Linked DNA regions of Mus musculus: regions 1 and 2 are each linked to region 3. The links are chromatin loops, found by intact Hi-C in ENCODE. Cell type or tissue: heart. All regions are shown on one strand.

What was found. A loop is a pair of places that touch in the nucleus more often than their neighbours do. Peaks named below come from ENCODE experiments on the same cell type or tissue, not always from the same donor. Only the 100,000 strongest peaks of a DNase experiment are listed, where the experiment ranks them.
Region 1: a loop joins it to region 3, with 2.1 times the contacts of the local background. A loop is called at or near these places in 2 of 42 quality-filtered maps.
Region 2: it touches region 3 in a loop (2.7-fold over the local background); 6 of 42 quality-filtered maps call a loop at or near these places.

What each region holds. Positions count from the first base shown.
Region 1 is chrX:73,011,822-73,019,821 of GRCm38, reverse strand. Zfp185 (zinc finger protein 185) reads right to left here. Exons shown (of 19, transcript NM_009549.3): 13 at 7,194-7,382; 14 at 3,973-4,083; 15 at 3,047-3,127; 16 at 1,380-1,448. Among named protein-coding and RNA genes, the nearest start is that of Gm52421, 20 kb to the left of the region's middle. In heart, no CTCF peak of the experiment used is centred here; no DNase peak of the experiment used is centred here; H3K27me3 peaks cover 337 bases.
Region 2 is chrX:73,223,224-73,231,223 of GRCm38, reverse strand. F8a (factor 8-associated gene A) reads right to left here and starts at 2,918. Exons shown (of 1, transcript NM_007978.3): 1 at 429-2,918. The coding sequence starts at 2,908. The coding sequence ends at 1,763. In heart, no CTCF peak of the experiment used is centred here; DNase peaks (open chromatin) are centred at 2,263 and 3,023; H3K4me3 peaks cover 1,924 bases; H3K27ac peaks cover 1,570 bases; H3K27me3 peaks cover 1,479 bases.
Region 3 is chrX:73,337,805-73,345,804 of GRCm38, reverse strand. Zfp275 (zinc finger protein 275) reads right to left here and starts at 3,185. Exons shown (of 6, transcript NM_031494.2): 1 at 3,054-3,185; 2 at 893-968. The coding sequence starts at 920. In heart, no CTCF peak of the experiment used is centred here; DNase peaks (open chromatin) are centred at 2,684 and 3,234; H3K4me3 peaks cover 1,778 bases; H3K27ac peaks cover 891 bases.

The DNA of each region.
Region 1 (8,000 bases), 330 kb after region 3:
GCCCAGTGACGAATCAGTAATGTAGATTCTAATATTGGAACAATGGAGAGACAGAGAACCATGGTATTTGATCTGTCATGCTACTGGAATATGATATATGTCATTTGCTCCTATATAATTGTAGAATTCTCAGGCACCTGAGCAGTCCATGGTTTTTTACAAAGCTTGAGTGTATCCTCCAGAGAGTCATGTGTTAGAGGCTTTGTCCTTACTATGGCAATATGACATGTGGTAAGACTTTTAAGACGCAGGGCCTAGCAAGAGGTAAATAAGTCATTGTAGGTGCTTCCTTCTTTGTATGTTTTGTTTTTGAGACAAGGTCTCACTGTGTAGCCCTAGGTGGCCTGAAACTTGCTATGTAGTCCAAGCTGGCCTCAAATTTACAGAGATCCACCTGCCTTTGCCTCCTGAGTCCCAGGAATAAAGGCATGTGCCACCATACCCAGCCTTGGGCATTTTGGTAAAGTAGCATATACAGACTATGAAATTATCTGATAACATGACTTACCAAGTGATCTGTGACTGTCCAGAATTCAGTAATCTGGCATAATGGAAGGGACATCTGTCACCTTGCCTATATAGAAGCTCCTGTACTCGTTTGTGTTGGGGTAAATGGAGCACACTGTTAAGATTTGCTTCATCTTAACTTTCTCCCCAGTCTACCTGTGGCTTCTGAGTGTAAAGCACAGTAAGTTAGATCTCATAATAAGTGAGAAGACATATGGCAGGGGCGAGATCTCTATAACCTGTTAGTACTCAAGCCCCAGGATTCATTTCTGGCTCTGCCAGTAACTAATTTCCTGTAACTTATTCCTTCTCCCCTTTTTTCCTCACTGTAACCTGGGTAGATTCACTCTCTGATGCAGATTCTTTTCTTTCCTATTCCAAGAATTTAAAAATAACCTTTTTTTGTCCTTAAAACCATCCTTTTATTGCTGACATCTAGCGATCAGTTCCATGGCTCTAGGACATTGTGCATTCTTAGTTCCGTCTTCTTGATAATAAAACAAACAAACAAACAAAAACATTTTTCTCTACATACCAATCTCTTGTGTAGTTGTTTCTTTCAACATCTATTCAGAAGTGCAAGTTAGTCAAATGAATCATTAGATTCGACTCTGAAGAGTCTATCTTACTGACAAGAGCCTCCTTAGGCTCTCTTTCAGGCCCTATTTTTCATCTTGGTTTGCAGGCTTCAGTTGCCGTATATGTGACATCCCGATTGGGGTAGTAACACCTTATGCAGTGTTCCACTATATGACAGAATTGCAAACAGATCAAAAGCCTCAAAGCAGCAGAGAAAGACCCATGTGGAGGTCTGCCTTAGGACTCTCTCACCTACATAACTGGAAGACCTCTGTTCAAGAAAGCAGACATACCTCTCAGAAGGAGTACCTTCATGTGGGGCTTTCTTTGCCAGATCCAATGAGTCTTCAATGCTGCTGGGACTGCAAGAAGTGTAATGGAGAAGAGGGCACAACATGGGCCACATCATTATCATAGTCATACATAGAAGACACTTTTCTCATTAGCCTTGTGGCCACACACAATTAGAGATATGACTACACTGACAGTCATCACCATTGTGATCAGAAATCACTTTTGGTACAAAAGCTTGTGCTAAGGAGGCACATTTTTCTTGGTGAGGAGTTCTTTCATGGAGAATGAAGAAGACACTCTGGTAAGATTCTTGAGACTTATGTACCAGTGGGACCCTCAGTTCCTTTGACCAGCAGAAAAAAAGTAGAGTCTTACTACATATATTTGTGTATGGACTACTATGGGAACTTTTAGGAGCCTATACACTGAAGAAATCAGAATCTAGATATACTGCCTACTTTTATGACAACTTGATATAAGCAAGAATCATTTGAGAGATGAGAGCACTTGGGGGAAATGTCTCCATAAGATCAGCCTATAGAAAAGGCTGTAGGGAAGTTTCTTAACTAGTGATTGACATGGGAAGGCCTAGCCGATTTTGAATGGGGCCACTCCTGGGCTGGTTGTCTTAGCTTCTTTAAGAAAGCAGGCTGAACAAGCCATAAAGAGCAAGCCAGAGAGCAGCATCCCCCCCACAGCCTCTGCATCAGCTCCAGTGCCGCCTGGGCTGCTGCATCAGCTCCTGCCTTCAGTTTCAGAAAGCTGAGAACAATGCAGAGGATGGAGGCCTGGCTTGTGAGGTGCCAGAGAGCAGTCACAGGATCACTTAAAGACTCTATGGAGGCCTGGTATATTTTAAGAATCTGTGGTATTGATGAGCTGGGACAGACTGATTGGCTGTGAATAACAAGGAGCAAGCAGCACTCAAATGAAACGTTTCCTATACTGGGATAATCAATGCTGGTTGGCTGGAACTGATAATTTAGTGGGGATCACCAGCATCACGGAGGTGAAACCCTTTGTGAAGTATGCCCTCAGCATTAGCACTCAGAAACTCTGCTCCAGAGGTGCCCAAGGCTCCACCCTGTCCTGGCAGCTGAACTTGGTAGTCAGCCAGGTGGCACTAGATTTCATGGCATGGACTGGTAAGTCTGGAGGGCTTTGGGGGCTTGGTAGCATGTGACAGGACTGGAGACCCTGAAGAGAGGCTGGGAGAGGCTATTATTGGTTAAAGTACAGTCCAGTTGCAGCAAGAGACCCCAGTTGGCTTAACAGCAATATGTCTGTGTGTCACCCCCTGGTCCATTGTGCTGGCTAGTTTTATATCAACTTGACACAAACTAGAGTGTGAGTGGGTGGAATAGTACTGAAAAGTCTCGGAAGTAACTTCTTGCATAGCATCAGAAAGCAAACAGGGGTTCAGTGGGTCCATCTAGCATGAAAGAACATGGGGGCTAGATTTTCTATCCACCTAACTAGAAAGACAATCTGAAAATCCATAAATCATGCATTAGTAGGCAGCATTGCAGTATGCTGTCACTTACTGGAAGATTACCCAGTAGGTACTGTCCACTAAGTCCTGCTTGAGGTAGCAGGATGTAGGAACGAAGGCAGTACTGGGCCTAGTACAGGCTATGACAACAGATCAGCTGAAACCTGTTCTTACCTGTCACAGTGTGAAGACACTGGCTTCCCAGAAGACACTTCACTGGTATTCATGTACTCCTTCACGAAGAGAATCCCTTTGCTGTAGAAGGAGCACAGCAAAATAGCAATGTGTACTAGAAGATTCTAGAGGACTGGGCCTGGCCCACAGAGGAGAGTCAGTGCCCCTAGCCCGGCGTGAAGGAAATGCAGAAGCTCAATGAAGGCGTAGGGTAGAGGGGCAAGTGGGCTCCACAAGCCAGGCTGCAGGGGAAGCTGCAGACAGATGGCAGGCTGCTGATGCCATTGTACATGGACACTCATGCCTTCCCTGAAGCGGTCACCTGCTACACTTCCAACTCCATTATCAATCGGGTTCCAGGGGCCTACATTAACCTTAATCTATGTTTTGGAAAGCCTCTGCAAGCGTTAGAAACAAGGTTTGCTTCAGGCTGGCTCAGTGTAGCCCCACCCTTGACCCTCATTTCCATGTCCCAGCCCCCTGGCCTAATCAGCAGAGATCTTACACATACTGCTCACTCAGCGGAGTCCTTGAATTGCATCCCTTCTTGTAGGCTAAGGGTATTCAACAGTACAGGGAAAGCAGTGAAAGAGGGGTGGAGAGATCAGCCTGGCCTCCATGGCTTTCATACAGAGGGCAAAACCTCCCATTGGTTGTATCTGCTAGCTTTGTATGTTCCACGTCTTGTTGAGCTGAGAAGGAAAGCATGTTACAGTCCTGCCAATAGGCTTGGAGAATGTAAAATTTATACTTGAGGGACTAAGGACTATATTCTATCTGTGCATTTGCTACTGGGATGCTAGGAGCTGGAAAAGACATAAAAGAGAAAACAGCAGAGAAGGAAAGTGGTATCCTTTACTTGCAAGGAGATTATAAGGAAACCCCATGCTAAAGGACACCAAGACTTGCTAAATGGCCCTTCTTACATAGTTGAGCTGGAGTCCACCTTGCTTGAGACACCAGGAACACACAATTGAGATTGTTCAGAGGTGTCAGAGATGGTAACAGTGACCATGCAGCTTGAAGGGCTCATCAGCCTGAAAGAAACGAAAAAAGAGTAAGCATGTCTCTACTTCTTGATTCAAATAGAACTTTCTGCCCTAACCCCAAAGTTTGCAACTTCAAGACCTTTAAAAGCATGCCAGTGTTTTGGGAACAGTCGGTGCAAATCCCTTATCATTGCTCTTGAATGACTCATGCGTGAGACTGCCATTTTCCAATTTTTACTCTGAATTCTGGACTGCAGGCTAGGGTATTGGTGTTGGTAACTTGCCCGTCAGGTTACTGGGACTGTGGCAGCCAGGGTGGAGGAGCAGGGAAAAACAGTCTAGTTTGCTAGTTAAGAAATCAGACAAAACAATCTTTTTGTAGGACTAACTTCCTCACCCAATATCAAAGTCTGGAGAACTGCAGGCCATGGGCGGAGAGTAGATTATTGAGGAGGCAGTCACCCTGGCTGCGACACATGGCCCTGATCCAGGATGCTGACCCCCCTCCCTAGGTAGCTCACAAGTACAAAGACTGGAGTTTGGATCCCCAGAATATACATAAAAATCTAGGCAATGCAGCAGCCACTTATAACCCCAGCACTGCAGAGGTAGGCCCCGTGAAAGGATCCCCGGGGCAAGCTGGCTAGCTTAGTAGCAGAAATTAGCAAGCTCCAGGTTCAACAAGAGACCTGGTCTCAATAAAAATAAAATTATCAGATACCTGATGCCAATTTTGACCTACATACACGCACCAATACCCACCATGCACCTATACACGCATAAATGTACACATAGCGCACATATACCCACCCAAAACATTATTAAGGTGGAGACTGATAAAAATACCTGACCCTATCCTCTGGTCTCCACATACTCATACACATACATGGGTAAGCATGTCTCATACACATCACAGACACACAGATACACACACACAGACAGACAGACAGAGAGAGAGAGAGAGAGAGAGAGAGAGAACAGCAGCACTGAAGAGATAAAATTAAAAAAGAAAAAGAAGACCCCCAGACCTGCAATGTAGGTAGCAAGAGGCCTCCAGAGTTCTTCATACCCAGCGGGAAGGAAACATCCCAAGTTCTTCCCAATGATCTCCTCTCCCTGAGCTACAAAAGCCCACTTTCTGTTCCCCGGTTCCCCTTACTCCATTCCTGTCAACCTCAGGGTCCATCTTATGGGCCCTTCCTGGTTCCTTGTTTTTGTGTGGTCTTTCTTTCCAGCTGCTGCAGATCTTCCTCGTCAATAACACTTTGCCTGCGTCCCTCTATGTCATATTACAAGATAATTTTTCTTGGCTTATTACAAACAGAAAAACAGTGTGCGGAGTCTGCTGGTGAACAGTACGCTCTCTGGGCTCCAACTGTATCCTCATTCCTGCTAAGACTCTTGGAACTGAGATATGGAAAGGCAGAGGTGAGAACAAGACAGTGGCAGAAGAAGCCAGGAAGCCCAAGAAAGAAAGGAGTACTGGAGTGAAAACTTAAGGCTTCTTTAAAAAGTCAGTTATGTTGGAAGGTGTTTAGTTGGGGCAAACAAGGGAAGGAGTATTTTTTTTTTAATAGACACAGGTTAAAGACTAAGACAGAGGGTATGGGGGACTTTTGGGATAGCATTGGAAATGTAATTGAGGAAAATACGTAATAAATAAATAAATAAATAAATAAAGACTAAGACAGACTCGTAAGGGAATGTTTAGCTGAAGCAGACATAAGAGAAAGGCTGCTTTGGTAACCATATGCACGTATTGGTCTGTCTTACATTGTGTACTGGAGCTCTATTTGTTGGGAGAGAGAAACATAGTAAGAAGCTTTTGGTGGTGTGTTAGTTTTTTGTCACTTTTGTGTATTGGGTTGCTTGACAAAATGATGTCAACTGAGACAGACACATGTGCAAGACTGGTGCAGGACACGTGATGTTTAGAGGGCATATAAAAACAACTTAACAGACAGTGACAGAGTAAGTAAACTTGGCTTGTTTATACAACTAGTTGGATAACATTTGTTGGTCTTGTGTCTTGGTTCATTTTCGTTTTGTTGATAGAGACATAGTTGAGAAGTTTTCCTGGCATCTCTTTGGGTATCTCTTGACTTGAGCAGAGGCTGAGGCCTCGCTGTCTCTGTTCATTTGTGTTTCTTATTTCAACTCTATCAAATTAAACTGTTGGTCTATCTATAAAGTGTTTGTGAATGGACTGAACTATCATTATTAACCTATGAATTAAATTGTTGATTTTTAGACAATATAGACAAGAGTTGTTTTAAAGAACTTTTAAAAATAAATCTATTATTTTCAATATCCTTTCTTTCCCACTACCTCTGGTGGATGGTGGGCTAAAAGAGAGGCTAAAGTATTTAAAAACCATCATTAGAGTAAGCCGTAAAAAATGAAAGTTACAGAGTACGGAGGATTGCTGATTTAATCCTAGCCTCTAATGGATTTTATTTATAAATAAAAATTGACAGAATAGAACGGAGAACAATCATACTATAATTTGAGAAAATATTATATAAGCATCCTTGGTGTGAACAGGCCCTGCACTTCTGAGGCTAGGAGTCAGAAGGCTCACACGGTGGGAGGCCTGAGTTGCTCTCAGAAGAGTGGAAGGGGAAACACTATTTCCTACTGCTTTACCCCCTGGTCTTTTGGACTCTCACAGAAAACGTATGACCCTTGTTTCCTCAAACTCCTGCTGTTAGCCTATTTCAGTTGCCACACACGCCTAGGTCAGCACCACAGAGGTCAATTATTGACTCACTGGTGCCTTCTCTGGCCATCCTGGTAGTAGTAACAGTGAAAGAACTCATCCAACTGGCAGCTTTAGTGATGGCAATACTATAATAACCTCATTCATAGCAGGCTCTACTTTTCTCAGACCTTACAACCCCATGAATAGGGTTGTAAAACACCCCATATCCGTAACTCCAACCCACATCAGTTTTCCCACTTCAACTGGTTGGTGGATAACATGGTGCTCTCATTCAAATGACTCCAAGAGACCACCTGCACTCAAATCCTTCTGCTTTTTAGCCTCTCATAGCTGCGAAGAGAAATAGGCTTGTGCTGTAAGTGCCGTAAGTGTTTTTCCTAGATCGTGGCCCCTGACAGCTGCGACGGGGCAGTAAGAAGGTAGTGTGGGCTCTTACATGTTAGTACAGTCCTCGGCTTTGATTTGCTGCTCGGCTCCACTGGGGCTACCCTGTGGCTCTAGGATGCTGAGATCTGCAAGTTGCTGAGAAGCCACAGTTGGGTCACTTTGTCCATCTTGTAGGGTGCCAGGTATTTCCTTGATGATCTTGGGGGCTGCATTGTTCTCCTCACAAGAATCTGGAGTGCTGAGAAAGAATGAATATTGTATATCATATACAGAGAAGAGCAGAGGCTTGACCCTTGCTGACCTCTGGAATCTGAATGTTACTTCCCAAGGGCACTGGGAGACCCATCTCAAGAGGCAAGCAGCCCCCCAATTCCCAGAAAGCAAGCAGTTTTGAAAGTGTCCTAAGTTAAACCACCAACAATTGAGAAGATAAAGAAAATTGGAGAGTTGGGGTCAGGAGGTCTTGCACAAGCTCATGGCTTATGCCAAGCATGTTCCTGGTTTAGAGAAAGAGTTATGTTCCTTCTTCATGCACCAGTCCCTCAGGGATGTATCTATGCACTGGCTTCCAGACTGCTCTTATACCCTCCTCTCACTTGTCATCTATAAACTGACAACCCTCAGGTCTCTAGTCAGTGGTCAGATCTTAACTCAACTCTAACCTAGTGGGCTTCTTGTCACCTAGGTCTCCTACAGGCGCTTCAGAGTCAACATGGCCCAATGACCTTAATATTGTCACATCTGCACAGCATCTCCTCTAACTTCCTCATCCTCAGCTAGTTCCTTTCAACATCCAGCCTGTCACCCCAAACAGAAATATGGAAGCATCCCTGGGTACTACTTTTCCATCACTATT
Region 2 (8,000 bases), 110 kb after region 3:
ATATTCTCTTCAAGATTATCTTTGGAATTAAGGTTTTAGCTTAATGGCAGAGCCTTTGTTTAGCAAGTACTATACCTTGGGTTTGGCCCTCAGCATTGGGAAAAATCTATCTCTAGGAATTCCCTAAGAACCACTGACTGCATTGTTCACTCTCATTTCAGGCAGATAGCAGAAAGGACAGTGTATGGTTAGTTTGAGGTGGGACCTTTAGGATACATTATTCTGAAAGTGTATCCGATGGGAAAGTTGCTCTGCCTAGGTCTTTTGAATTTCCCAGGCTTTTGCCATCATCATCTTGTAACACTTTCAGATACTGACAGCAAGAAAGTCGCCAGCCGACCTTGAACTTGAAGGATATGCCAAAATAAACCTGTTCTTTATAGCTAGCACCACCTTTGTGTGTTTTGTTATTAGCAATAAGAATCAGTAAGGCATTAAATTTATGGAATTCATTGGTTTTGTACATATACCCCATAGGCCAATTACCAGCTGGCCTTATAGAATGGTGTTCTAACTTGGGGTTAAATAGGGTGACAATGTAGTGGGAAAACATTTAGGAAAGTTGGAATGCTACCCTTGCAGGTGTGCTGGGTGCCTTAAACCAAGATTCAATATATGACACCATATTTCTGAAAGCAAAGATGCATTGATCCAGGAACTACAGAGAAAAGTAGAACTGGCTTTGTATCACTTAATACTCAGTCAGAAACATTTCTTTGCTATTTGCCCCAGCAACACTGGGTTACATAGTTTAGTACCTCTAGTTTTCAAGGTCAGAATATTTAAGGGAATACCATTACAGTTTTATGCAATTAGATTTCTCAGAACATGGTCCTGAAAGGCAGAATAGAACTTAGGTATTGGCTGTGAAGACAGATCTCGATTGTACAGGGGTAATTGTGTTGTGGTACACAGTGAGAGCAATCAAAACCCTGGTTTGGAAACAGAGGACCAATTCTAAAAACTTTGACTCATCTCTTGCCAAAAACTTCTGGATAACAGAAATTTGCTGCAACCCAATAAAGGCAGGATCACCAAAAGATCACAGATGCTACTCAGGAGAAAGGTTTTGGTCATTCCATCAGGAAGAACCTGGGCTAGCAGAGTGTACAGAAGATAAAATAAATCTGGAATGTATGACAGAACATGTCAGTTCTGCTTATTAACATAGTCCTCATGTTCAGATACACAGAGTATTTGTATGTAACAACAGTTACATTTTATGTCATCTGGTGCTTTTCCCACTCCCCAGACTGCTGTGCTAGTTTATATAGAAACGAAGCAATAATGTATTAAAAGAGAGATTATGCCCAAATTGTCAAATCCTCACAATTTTCAAGACACAAATATTTCTAATCTTTTCTAAATACTTCTTGGTGATGCCACACCCCACCAGGAACAAAAGAAAAGGAAATCAATACGCCAAAGGAACATCTGTCCTCCTGAGTTTATTGGCACTATACCTAGAACAGCCAGGAAAATGAATCAACATTATCTAGCAACTGACAGATGCATAAAGAAAGATTACTCCGTAGAATCTCCTCCAGCCTTAAGGATGAAGTTTTCTCATTCGAGGCAATAATGGATGGAATTGGAGGGCACTAATTTAAGTAACTTGCTAGGCACACAAAGCCAAATTAACATGGCAGCAATAGAAATGAAAAGAAAAACAAGACAAAAACAGACAAAAAAAACAGAAGCTAGATCACATGTTTCATCACCTGTCCCCAAAGATAAAACAAGTTGGTAAGAAGGTGACTTATCAGACACCCTGTCCAGAGGGAGAGATGGTTTCCTGCAGAACGAGGTGGAGGAGGTGGTTCTGCTCAGCGGTTAGCAGTGGCCACATCTCCACCTGCAGCTTCTTGATGCCTTCAGTGTCCTTTTCTTGGGCAGCCATGACCAGAGACTGCAATAACAGAAACAGCTCCTCAGGAAGCTGGCCGCTGGTATCCTGGCCATGGCCATCGAAAGCCTCCCAGGAGTACTTCTCCAGGGTCTGGGCATGCTCGGGCAGCAGCTTGGCAGGTGGTGGTTGCAGGAGCAGCAGCAGCAGTACACGGGACACCTCACACCTGACTAGGACGTCAGCAAAGGCACCGAGTGTGCCAGGTGAAGGCGCAACAGAGCCTGGGGCGTGGTCCGGGGGCTGCGGGAGGGGCAAGGTCGAGCCCAAGACAGGTCTCGGCTGGGGTCCCGACAGGGGTGGCTGGGGCCCAGAAGGCGGCTGCGGCAGCAGCTCGAGTTGCTGTACCGGGTGGCCCCCATGCTCCCGTGCCAGGCGTTGCATGCGTGTAAATAGCGCCAGGGCGCCTGTGTAGTCGCGCGCCAACAGCTGGCAGGAGGCAGCATCACCAAGCGCTTGCAGTGCGGCCAGTGGCATCAGGGGCAGGTGCAGCTGGGCAGCCCGCTGAAAGTGACCGGCAGCAGCGGCCGGCTGGCCCACTGCGCGAAGGGCAGCAGCTAGTTCCAGGCACAGTGCAGCAGCGGCGGCAGGCTGGCCGAGCTCGAGGTGCAAGCGCACAGCGGCGCCGAGGGCGCTGGCGGCCGCCTGCAGAGGCTCCCCGTAGGCGGCGGGACAGCCCAAGCGTTGGCGCGCGTCGCACTCCTGCCGCAGGAAAAGTCGGGCCGCCTCTGTGAGGGCCAGCGCTTCCCCGGGCCCATGGAAGAGCGCCTGCTGGCAGCGCGCCACAGCCAGCTGGCACCAGGCAGCATAAGGCAGGCACTCCTGGGCGCGCAGCTCCCGGGCTAGCTGGGCGAACTGCTCCCCGGCCTCGGCCACGTTCGGCTTCCTCAAGAAGCGCTTCTTGAGCTTGTTGGACACCTGCCGATAGCGTGCCAAGAAGTCCCCAGCCTCTGAGCCTGGCCAGGCACCGCCGCCCAAGGAGGACGCAGAGCCCGCAGCCATGTTGACCGGCTAGCCGCGCCGCCTTACTTCCGGTTGAGGGAGGGCTGAGGGGGAACAGCTATGACTAACGCTACGCTGCGCCTAGCCCACAATGGGATCACAATTCATCACCTCCGCTTCCGCCTCAGGCGCCCCAGCGCTCTGCTGTAGCCACAGTGATGTGCAAAGTGCTGTTGAAGGAGGGATATGGAGGACTATAAAAGCCAATCAAGGAAGAAGGGCTGGGTGCCTACCCAAACAGTCCCCGTATGGAATTAAATTCTGCGGGGGTGGGGCTTGAGTGACGCAAATGGAGGGGGCGGGTCCAGTGCCAGTCAAATATGCAAAGGATTTCTCTGCTGCCAGGATTAGCATCGTACCCCTCACTTCCTCAACAAACATGAGACCTGACTGAGCAAGCTAGTACAGGTCCTGCCATGGTGGGAGCCTTTGCTAGTTTACAGCTTATTTACAATCATATACACATTGATATACATATCACCTGCAATCATATACACATTGATTTTGAAAGAGTTTTCATGAAGGATTTTTAGCAGGACATGCACTACCAAAGGCACTTTAAATTAGCTATTGTACATGCATGTGTTTCAATTTATACCAAGTATTTAAAAACAAAGAAGGGATTCCTTTTACTTTATTTTGAACTATCTCAATTAGTCCAAATGATTACCTACCAGAACTTGAACAAAAGGGGGGAGTGTACATTATTAAATTTATATATAAAGGATTATATACTTGCACCTAGTAGAGAATTACGTGCCTGAAAATAATTTGTCAAGATGTACAACAGAAGCTAATTTTCATTTCGCAAATTCTCTTGTCTTCTCCTTAGTTTTTCATGGTGTGATACACTTGGATCCTATCCTCCAAATTCTAAAAAAGCAATCCATTGATCCAAAAGTCAAATGAACTCAGCAAATAAAGGATGTGTTAATTTTCTACTCTTATCGTGAACCAAAAAATAGAATTGTGCATAGCAGACCTATCATTTAAAAGCATCAATGGAGGCCTGAGAGAAAGCTTACTGCTTAAGAGCATTTGTTGCTCTTGCAGAGGACCTGAGTTCATTTCCCAGTAAAACACACAGACACATAAAGAAATAATTTTTAAAAACCATCAATGTCTTGATCAATCTCTCTCTGTCTCTCTCTCCCTCCATCCCTCCTGCCCTCCTGCCCTCCCTCCCTCTGAAAAAAGCCAGTATACCAATTTCTCTCTTAAATGACAACCTATCCCATAGAACAGTGATATATCACATATGTACTTTAGGTTTCAAATGAGTGCATTTATGTATATTGCAAGCAAATGTAAAACAATAAACAACATAATACAGCACATAAATAGAAGAGGCAGGCAGCAAAGTATTATCAAACCAGGCACTTACAACCTTTAGCCAAAAAGACTTAAGATAGCTTAATTAGTTAAGAGAACAAAGGGAACATCATTAAATTGGGCACTTAAAACATCCAGTGTAATGACTGGAAAGACCTACTGAGATGGGCTGGAGTTCCAGTCCTGGGCAGAACAACTTCTTCACAGACCACTTTCCAGTTTCTCATTTCCATCAAGCAGTTTTATAGCATGGGGTCAACTATTGTAATAATAATAACCTTTGTCGGAAATGATCCCTCTTCTAGCTGTCTTAAAGATGTGCTCTTTTAAACAGCCTTTGCTGTTTGTTGTTCTCCTCCCTCGCTGTCAAAAAGGCAGGGGTTAACCTGTCTAAATAAAGGGTCTCAGATGACACTTGACATAAACATGCTTAAGTCTGAGATAAGAGGGCCTCTCTTGTTCTCAGTGCGAGATCTCAACAAGCACAAGCATCCCAATGCAATATAACTATATAATTTGTATTACACATATTAGCAATATGAGAATAGGTTGGAGATGTGAGCCAAATGTTTGAAACACAAATATTTCCATCTTCCCTATCCACAATAGATTTTCTAAACATGCTTTCTTTGTGTTGACAAATACCATAAGCACATAGATATTTCTCAATCACACTGTAAAACCTCATTATAAAAATCTTAAGGAATTACTTTTCAAAAAATTTAATCTTGTGGCAATTTTATAAATTCATCCACCAACCCGCAATTCTGTCAACAAAGTTTTGCTGAACAATCTCAAATTGAAAATCATCCTAAAAATACAGGTGACAAATATAGAAAGAAAAATATGTAATAAAAATTCAGAGAGAATGGAAGGCTTACCAAAGCTTTTATACCATTGTATACAAAACAGGTGATAGTTTGGGAACCAGGGAGATGGCTCCTTAGTTAAGAGTGCTTACAAGAGTGCAGGAGACACGAGTTCAGTTCTCAGCACCCACTTCATGTGTTCACAATAACCTGCAACTACAATTCCAGGTTAATGCAAGGCCATTCTCTGTCATGCACATGAATCCAATGCACATACTTACACACAGAGACAGTCAACAAAAATGAATACTAAAATGAATCTAATAAACAGTGTGACCACGATTAAGTCCTTGTATTCCTCAGTACTATTAAAATTCTAATATCATTTCAGATACTGTCATTTAAAAGAAAATTTTCTTTTAACCAGTATTAAAAACACATATATTCATTAGATGATTTGAAAATCACCACGGAGAGACCTGAATATCATGCCAACACAGTATCATTAACCACTCAGCATAATAAAAACACAGGTGAATTTGTACTTTCTGATGAAGTACATTCTATTGTGAACAGAAAGGTGGTAAAGGGGCTGGAGAGATGGCTCAGAGGTTAAGAGCACTGACTGTTCATCCAGAGGTCATGAGTTCAAATCCCAGCAACAACATAGTGGCTCACAACCAACTGTAATTGTGTCTGAAGACAGCTACAGTGTACTTGTATATAATAAATGAATAAATCTTTTAAAAAAAGAAAGATGGAGAAAAACTATATCAAATTTCTAATTATTGCATAAACAGTGGTTTCTGACCTTATGAAATCACACACACCAAACATTTCATAGGCAAAACTGATTTTATTTACCAATTTCCTATAATCCTCAGGGCTTCAAATGAAGTTAGTGCCCAGAAGGCTCAGGTCATCTAGTCATGGTCTGGAAAAGAGGCCACCATACAAGAACCAGACACTGAGTTGCCCCACCAAAGTGCACAAACTCAGCTGACTCATACCCCATGCCTTGGTGCATATGAGAAAGGCAAGATTGCAGGAAAACAGAGCCAATATTATCCCCACTTTATATGGGCCTGTGTTTCCCATTGCCCATCATCTCCCACATTCAGAATGCCCCTGTGTCCTACAGGATGTCTTCACTTCTGGTTTTGACATGTGACGGCAATCCTGCTTTTAGGCACATGCACTGGAAATGATAGGGGTTAGAAGCCTTAAAAACCTGTAGGGTTGTAGTATATTTTGGAGGAACCCAGAAACAATCCAATTGTGCTTCCAGAAAAAAAAAAATGTCGCGACCCCATGACCATGTTACATCTCATGTCACTTACAAGGGCAGAATTGACACTTCCTTCCTGCCGACTCCACAACTTTCATGTTTCCCAGGAAGCACCCTGGCAACTCAACCTTCATGACCTAGTAATTATTTTTCTGTCATTTGTGAGCTGGAAAACTCACGAACTCACATGCCCTTCACCTACTGCCTATGACTACACCTCTGGATATGCAGCATGACTGGTTTGTACAGCAGAGTGTGTGTGTGTGTGTGTGTGTGTGTGTGTGTGTGTGTGTGTGGTCTCTGTAGGTGTCACCACAAGCAGGGAAATGCTCAGCAAAGAGGTGAGAATAAAAACTCACCTTTTTGAGATCCACTTTGTCAGTTGGGATCAAACTTCAGTGGACCAGAGGCCAGGCGCTTGTTGCCAGCACATTCAACACGGTATAAGTAGGAAAAGTGTTTCCTGGTGTACCGCAATCTCCAGTGCACAAGGAAGCATAATTACACCAAAATGCCACCCAGGGCACATGTCATTTCTTCCAAGAAGATGGGTTCTGAGGCTAGGCTGTCTGTGCTAGCTTTAGGGCTTCAGGAAGGATCCCTCATGGTCTGAGCCACACAGATAGCTTAGAGGTCATTTATGCTATTACTTATATACAGTCCTGGTTGTGGCAGCATGGGTGAGCCTGTGCCTCTGCAGGTAGTATAACAGTCATTTAGACAATTAGGTATCTCCAGTCCTGGTTGTGGGAGCTAGGGGGGGGAGCCCCTGGTTGTACAGATAGCAAAAGGGTCATTTAGAATACTAGGTATTTCCAGTCCTGGTTGTGGGAGATGTGGAGGCCCAACACATAACTCAGATGAGCAGGCTTTTTTATCACTTCCGGTTTCCAGCTTTTCGGACCCAAGGACAGGTTTTTACATCTTTTCCACTGAAACCATAACCCTGCTTGCTTAATATTCCTGGTTTCCCTGGAGACCTGTGGGTGAAGTACCTTGGTGCTGCCAGCAGAGTGGGACACTGTGATAGGAGTGGTGGTGCGCCCAGGGAGGCAGACACACATCTATGTACACATTTAGACTCTGCACAATGTATTAGTAAGGGTCACAGGGTATGTTCCTATGCATCATCAGGGTGGATAGTGAACAACAACAACAACTACTACTACAACAACAAATATTTGAGCTCAAACTCGTAAGAAACAAATATGCACCAGGGAGATATGACTCAGCAGGTGAAAAGCTTGCTGAACAGCCCTGAGACTCTGAGTACAGATGCCCAGAAACCTTTTAAAACCCTCAGCACAGGGGCTTTAGACACGGGTCAGTAGTTAAGAGCACTTGGTGCTCTTGCAGAAGACCTGAGTTCAAATCGCTGTACCCATCAGGTGGCCCACAGGAACTCTACCTCTAAGGGTCTGACACCCTCTGTGGGCATCTGAATGCATGGGCACAGACAGAAACACAGACAGACACATGCAGATCCACATATATATAATAACCAAAATAAAACTTTAAAGAAAAATCTCAGCACAGCAGTGAGTGTGTGTACCAGCAGCACTAGGAGGCAGAGACAGGTGGATCCCTAGAACCCAGTGATCTAAGACCCTAGCCCAGTTGATGAGCACTGTGTCGAGAGACAGAGAGAGAGAGGGAGGGAGAG
Region 3 (8,000 bases):
TTTACCTGAAAGAACAGAAATTGAGGGTTGAATTTAGCAGACATAAAACAACCTATATCATAAAAACTGGGAAATAATTTGGCGTCTTTGTACTTCCCTAGACAGGCATTATCTTTCTGCAGCTGTAGGGGAAGAAGAGGCAGGAATACCACTCAAATAAGACCCATCTGGAAGTTTCCAGAAGCTTTCTAGGGTGCCTCAAACACCTAGAATGCCTCAAGTATTGACATGAGAACCTGCAGTAGGAATATCTTCAGAACATGTGTTTTTTAGGTTTTATCATCAACTTGACACAAACCTAGAAGAGGACCCTTAATTGAAAAGTGGTCTCAATCAAAATGTCCCATGGCTATGTTTAGAAGACATTTTCTCAGTTGATGGTTGATGTTGGAGGAGACCATCCTTAGGCAGGAGGGCTAAAGTTAGCTAAGCAGTGAACCAGAGAGCAGGTCTGTAAGTAGTGCTCCTCCATGGTTCTTGCCCCGGCTTCCCTCAATGATGGATTATGACCGTGAAGTGTAAGCCCATAAACTCTTTCCTCCCTTAGTTGCTTTTGCTCAGGGTGTTTTATCATACCAACAGAAAATCAAACTACAACATATCATAAAGCTTGTGCTGTTCAACTCCCTTTAGGGACAGAGTAAATGTGCTTTAAGCTTATGCACACTCAAAAGAGATCTGGTCCCAACGGGGGCTTTTAGCCCCCTTTCCCTGGTGCTATATGTGTCTAAAATTGTCAGAATTGTTTCTGGGCAGGTAGTTCAGCAGCACTAGCATATATAAGCTTCAAGAACTCCAATACTTCTTCACTATCTTGTATCCCCACCCATGGGCCTTCCAGCAGCACAGCAGCTTTACCACCTTCAGACAGGCTATAAACACCTAGACTTACCTAAAAATGACACACAGGGATGACTCATCTTGTTTAGAGCAGTTCCAAGAGATTAGTCCTGTAGGGAAGGTCTCACCTGTTGGATTGAAATAAGTTGGGTGAACAGAAGCAGCTCATAGGTGTACCTTCCAGGAACCTGTACTTTTCATACTGAGTGCTCAAGGGCAAGACAAGCTGTGTAATTGAAATGGTACTGCCAAGGTCTGGATGTGCCTCAGTGAGTCCAGGGTGCAAGTACTGAGTGGACCCAGGGGCTACAGGTGCTCCTGGCCTTTATGTTCCCAAAGGAACGTGGCAGGCCAGAAAGTGGGCAAGAGGCCCATGGCCCCATCTTGTGCTGTGAAATCTGGCTGCTACTCAAAAGTGCAGAATCCTAAAAGGCCAAAAGGGATGACTGTCTTACCAGGAAAATCTGTTTCTCTTAGAATATTTGTGTCAGTGTGTATCTTTTTCTGTATGTGTGGGTGGGAAGGCATCTGCTTTCTCTGTTTTGCCTAGGCACCTGTCTCTGTTGAAGTTTCCCTCTTTATTCCATTCTATAAAAAGCCAGAAAGTAGAGCAGAAGGGGATTTTATATTGTTTGTTATGTTTAATCGAGGGAAGGTTTATGTTCCCATTTCTCCAATACCGTGACATCTTTCTAAAATTCAAAATAAAATTTAGAATCATTGAGGGTACACCATCTGGATTTAAAATATCCCAAACTGGGAGTGTGGTGAGATGCTATGCAGCTGCACTGGGCCATCTAAGGGGCCCAGATAGTTTTACAAGGGCTGGATCACTGTTAGAAACCAGGCTAATGATTCAGTGAAAATTCTAGTGGTAGAGCCACAGGTCTGGGTGGCTGTACAGAATTACTATCTTTCAACATGCAGACATAGATTGAACCTGTTTAGAATTTGGATACGCCCCCACATCTCATATCAGACAGCTTTCCTACCCAGGAACTTCCTTCTCAGGCTATGCTGGTGGTTAGATTTCTGACAAGAGAACTCACACTATTTAGCTGATTTTTCCAAGGGGTCTATCATTAACAGGAGGCTAGAAATCACTGCTCTATGTGATTCTAAATACAGATTCAAGGCCACTATGGGGCAATGGACCAGACTGTCAGACACTGAATGTTGTTTCTATAATAATGTCCAATGGGAGAGGGGGTAAGGTAAGGTAAGTCCTACCAGGAGAGGTACTATTCCATTAGCCCCATTTGAAATTTTCTCCTAAAGGAAAATGTAGAGACCGAGATTTAAGAAGAAATGTTCCATTGACCAAGGAGACTGGAGAGGGTTGCCTGCCTCTGAGTCCAAATCTGGTTAGAGGGTATCAGCTGCACAGGGTGAGCCCTCTGGGAAGAGCGCCAGAAATGGGGGTGGGGGCACTGAAAAGGACCATGGGCTTTGGGCAGCAGGCAAGTGGGAGTATGCATGTGTGTAAAAAAAGACATGTAATTAATCACCCAAATATAGACTGGAGCAACCAGCAAAGGAGTTTAGAAGGGGGCAATGGAGTGGTGCCAGAAAATGTGGTTCCAAGGAGGGCCACCTTAAAAGGTCTCTTCATCTGGCGAGAATTCCCTTCTACACCCCCAAATTTCTGCCCCAGGAAACGTACCTGCTCCCGTGCAGTCACCACTCAAATGGAAAGGTAGATTCCCCTCCCCCCAGCCCCTAAGCAGATCCTTCTTCAGGGCCCCAGAGGCCCAACCCCTCCCCCCACACTAGGGGAAAGTCCCTTCAGCCCTAAAGACAGCCCCAAGGACTCCGAGTCGCTGGGGGCTGTGTGTGTGTGTCCACCCCCAGCTCCTGACCCGTCCCCAGTGCTTAGCATCCTCCAAAGAGCAACACAGGCCTCAACACATCCGCGATTCCCGCCTTGGACCGCTGCCCCCAGCCCTGCACTAGAAGGCCTCCGGGCCTCGCCATGCCCACCCACCGCCAAAGACCTTTTCTTTTGACCCCTGGTTTGCTCCAAGGCCCAGCAGCATCCCACTCTACGAAACGCTCCCTTCCCCTTATATTCTTCCGTGGTCCACGCATTCACACAGGCCTCCCAGCACAGCCTCCTGCCGCCCCACACGCTCTCTCGGCCACACATCCTTGCTCACGCACACAATCTCATGATCACTCGAGCTGCACATCCCTCCCATAGTCCGCACGCTCACCCGGCCCACGGCGCCTGACTCTGGGCCCTTGCAGAAGAAGAGCGGGCGCGTTGTAAGCAGGCCCGGCGTGGCAGGAAGCGCCACGGAGCCGCCAGTGCCTGGCGGAGCCCAGAAGCCCGGCAGCGCGTTTCCGGAGCCGGGGGCGCCGCCTGGGGTACTGAGATCGAAGCCCCGCCTCGGCCTCGGTCCCGCCCGGCCTGTCGGCTGCGATTGGCCTGAGAGGGGGGTGGGACAGAAGGGGGCATGTCTGGGGCGGGGTGAGGAGAGGAGGTGGGATAGATGAGACTAGGGGAGTAAAACTCATGAATCCTAAGTGATGAGTGTGGAACGAATGTAAAAACAAATAATGAATAAATAAATGAGCAAAATAAATTGTTAGTGGTGAAGACAATGAAGAAATTGACAAGGCCAGGGCCTTTAGAATGATGGTAGGGCTGGAGGAGGGCACTCAAGAAAAGAGTGCAGGGGTCGGAGTCCTTCTTAAAGTCAGACCTGAGCCCTGTCTATGCCAGACATCAAGAATACAACAGTGAACAAAACTAGACCCTAATGCCTATCTTAAGAGCCACACACCAGGCACTCCAGAGCTCCTGTGAGAGTACTGTAAGCGTATTAGGGACCACACAGCAATAAATAAACAGTAACCTGAATTTCAGAATGGCAGTTTATACCATGAATCCCAAAACAAGCGTCTTGGTTCAGATGTGTTGTAAGCAGCTGCCAATTCAACTTCACTGCTTTGCATTTGTGCATCCTTGGCAGCACAAGTAACTGTTTTCTTAAATATACTGTCTGGTTTCCCGAGGGAGGCACTAATAAACAAAGATCAATACAACATCTCCCGCCCCGAGAAGAGTGATGAGAACTTCACTCAGTATCCATCCAGGTGATGTTTGGAATGACCAGGAGGTGTGGAGGTGTGTGTGTGTGTGTGTGTGTGTGTGTATGCTTCTGTGACACTGCAGTATCTGTGGGCAAAAGCAACATCAAAGATAAACATCTATAATTTTGACATATCCAGTGTAAGAAAGGAAAGTCTGGTGCTGGAGAGATAACTCAGCCTGTAGAGTACTTGTCTTGCAAACCTGAGGACCTGTGAGGAACTTCACTTCCCAGTACCCATGTCAAAAACGAGAAGTCCACTTTTTTTTTTACTGTCCTTTTAATTTTCTGAGACAAAATTTGCTATCAGTAAAATGTATAAATCTATATGGTAAGTTTTGACAAATACCTTTCCTAAACCCCCCTCCAGACACAAACCATGATGAGAAGTCTGGAAAATTTCCAGTCCCATTGCACACATCCTATTTCAGCACAATTCCACAGGAACGCCACTATTCTAAAATTTCTCACTATCGACAGCCTATTTGAGTAATTAATTCCTGTTGCATGGGAATGAAATATATAGTATGTACTATTATCTACTACTCTGTCTGAATTCTTTCCTTTACTCTGATGCTTTTGGAATTCCTCTATATTGCTGAAATATATTTCCTTTCCTTTCATTGCTGAGTCATTTGCCATTGTACTTTACCATGTGGGCTGTTCCTAATTGGAATTGTTATTCACTATATGAACAGTGGTGTATATTTCTGAGTGAACATATGCTTTGTTTTTTTTTTCTGGAGTAAAAACCTGAAAGGGAGAATTTGCTACATAATAGGGTAGTTGTATGTATTATTAGCAACTGCCAGAATGTTTTTCAAAGTGGATACACAATTGAGACTCCTACCAGAAATGTGTGAGAGTTCATTTTATTTCTCATCCTCATCAACATTTGGGTTGCCAGCCTTTATTTTTATCCATTCAAGTGGGTGTGAGTGATTTCTGTGATCATTTCCTTGATGACTAATTACATTAAATATGTTTTATGTTTGAAGTGCTCATTTCTGTATCTTTCTTTGTAATGTGGCTGCTCAAATCATTTGCCTAACTCTACACAGTTTTGTGTGTGTGTGTGTGTGTGTGTTTGAAAATTAAACCATATGTGCTGGAATTTGACATACAAGAAATTGCATGTTTAAACTACGGTAATTGAACTGTGATTTAAGCACCATACTTCGGTAAGGTTTCATAAACATGCATGCAACTATGAAGTCTTCATCTAAATGAGGTCAATAGTGTTTCTATTATCCTCAAAGTTTCGTCAGCCCCTGCTAATCACTTTCTCCTTCTCCACTATGGCCAGGTAGCCAATGATTTGCTTAGTGTTCCCAAAGTTGTTTGTATTTCCTAGAGTTGTACATTGTACCCTGTTTGGTGGCTTCAGTCAACAATGTGATGATATTCTTAGTCTGTTGTGCGTCTACAATAAAACAGTCCAGAAATTGTCAATTTGATCTAATATATTAAGAAGTGAGAATTTCAAGAGATGCTACATGAATCAAAGATGTTTGTTTGTTGCTAATTTTTCTTGCTATCATCTCCAATAAAATATTGAACAAAAGGTATGAGAGTAGACATCCTGATTTTGGAAAGAAAGCATCCACCTTTTGATCTTAAGCATGCTATGACTTAAGAGTTTCTCACAGCTATTCATTGGCATGTTAAGAAGTTTGCCATCTTGTTTTCTGGGAGTTTAAAATAATTCTTTAAAAAATCTGCAGTGGGGCTGGAGAGATGGCACAGCAGCTAAAAGCAAAGCACTAACTGCTCTTCCAAAGGTCCTGAGTTCGAATCCCAGCAACCACATGGTGGCACACAACCATATGTAATGAGATCTGACGCCCTAAGATAACTACAGTGTACTTACATATAATAAGAAATAAATCTTTGGGCCAGGGCGAGCAGAGGTCCTGAGTTCAAATCCCAGCAACCACATGGTGACTCACAACCATTTGTAATGGGATCTGATGCTCTCTTCTGGGGTGTCTGAAGACAGCTACAGTGTACTTACATATAACAATAAATCTTTTTAAAAAATCTGCAGTGGTACTGGTTAGTTCATAATGTTGTTGCACCTACAGGGTTGCAGATCTCTTTAGCTCCTTGGATATTATAGTTGTTCCACCTGTAGGATTGCAGACCTCTTCAGCTCCTTGGGTATTTTCTCTAGCTCCTCCATTGGGGGCCCTGTGATCCATCCAATAGCTGACTGTGAGCATCCACTTCTGTGTTTGCTAGGCCCCGGCATAGTCTCACAAGAGACACCTATATCTGGGTCCTTTCAGCAAAATCTTGCTAGTGTATGCAATGGTGTCAGCGTTTGGAAGCTGATTATGGGGTGGATCCCTAGATATGGCAGTCTCTAGATGGTCCATCCTTTTGTCACAGCTCCAAACTTTGTCTCTGTAACTACATATGTATCAAAAGATGACCTAATCGGCCATCACTGGAAAGAGAGGCCCATTGGACACACAAACTTTATATGCCCCAGTACAGGGGAATGCCGGGGCCAAAAAAAATGGGAATGGGTGGGTAGGGAAGTGGGGGGAGGGTATGGGGGACTTTTGGGATAGCATTGGAAATGTAATTGAGGAAAATATGTAATAAATAAAAAAAATCTGCAGTGGATGTTGGAGTTTCTCAAATGTTTATGTTGCAATTACTGAGCTAATTATCCAGTTCTTCCTTTCTTCATTTGTTAATAAATTGAATTACATTTTGATTTGTATTTCCTTGAGCAACTTTCGTCATGGTGTGCAACCCTTTAACACTTTAAAAGTCACATTGCTAAAAATGTTTTTTAGAATGTTTTATGTATGAGTTCATAAAGCATGTTGATTTATAGTTGTCTTTTTTTTTTCATTTTATGAGGCAGAAGCTCACTACCAAGACTAGAAAAAAAGAATAGCAAAGTAAGTGAAACATAAGTAAGTACAAGTAAGGAGGTATTAGAGACGAGAGCAGAGATCAAAGAAATAGAAAAAGACAAACTGGGGATAAAATGAGCAAATCATACATAACCCTTGGAAGGTTAAATAAGAAAAAAGTGATATATGGAATCATTGGTATCAGAAATGAGAAATACATTACCACAGATCATGTAGGTATTAAGAGAAGAAAGAGGGCATATAATGAGAAGTTTCACACCCATCATTTAAGAAGTTAGATAAAATGGACACAAGTCAATTTTCCAAACTCAGAAGCATAACAAAATATGAATAGCCCTAGAGTTTGTAAACAAACTTAATTTTAAAAAAGTTTGATGTAGTGAGAATTCTGAAATTTTGGTTTCTTAAAAAAACTCAGAAATATTATAAGAATATATATATATATTGATATATATATATATATATTGGTTTTAGTCCCAGGTGTGGGGAATGGTGCTGCTTTAGATTGTTCATAGCAGCTGACTGATTTGCCTCATGTTCTAGCAGGGGCATGGTTTTGCCACCTGCAAATAGTTTCTGTGATTGTGTGACATTTGGAATTCTGGGAACTTTCAGAGGGTATATAAATGTTAGGGCCCTGAGAGGTGGGGTTGGGGGTCTTTGCAAGGGGGGGTGCAGTTTATTAGTAGTCAAGAGGAAATTAGATTCAGTGCTTTTCTCTCTCTCCTCTCTCTGTCTCTGTCTCTCTCCTCTCTCTCTGTCTCTCTCTCCTCTATCTCTCTGTCTCTCTCTGTCTCTCTCTGTCTCTCTCTCTCTGTCTCTCTCTCTCTGTCTCTCTCTCTCTCTCTCTCTCTCTCTCTCTCTCTCTCTCTCCTCTCTCATTCTTTCTTCCCATCTGGTGAGTCTAGGGATATAGCTCAATGGAGAAAAGCACTTACCGCCTGTGGTGCCTGTTCTTGGCTGTCAACTTGACTATATTTGGAATGTACTAAAACCCAAATGTCTCAGCATGCCTGTGAGGGATTCTTTCTTCCTTCCTTCCTTCCTTTCTTTCTTTCTTTCTTTCTTTCTTTCTTTCTTTCTATTAATTTACTTTACATCCCTATCACAGCTCCCCCTCCCTCCTCTCCTCCCAATCCCTCCCTCTCACTTCCTTTTACCACATGCTCCTCTC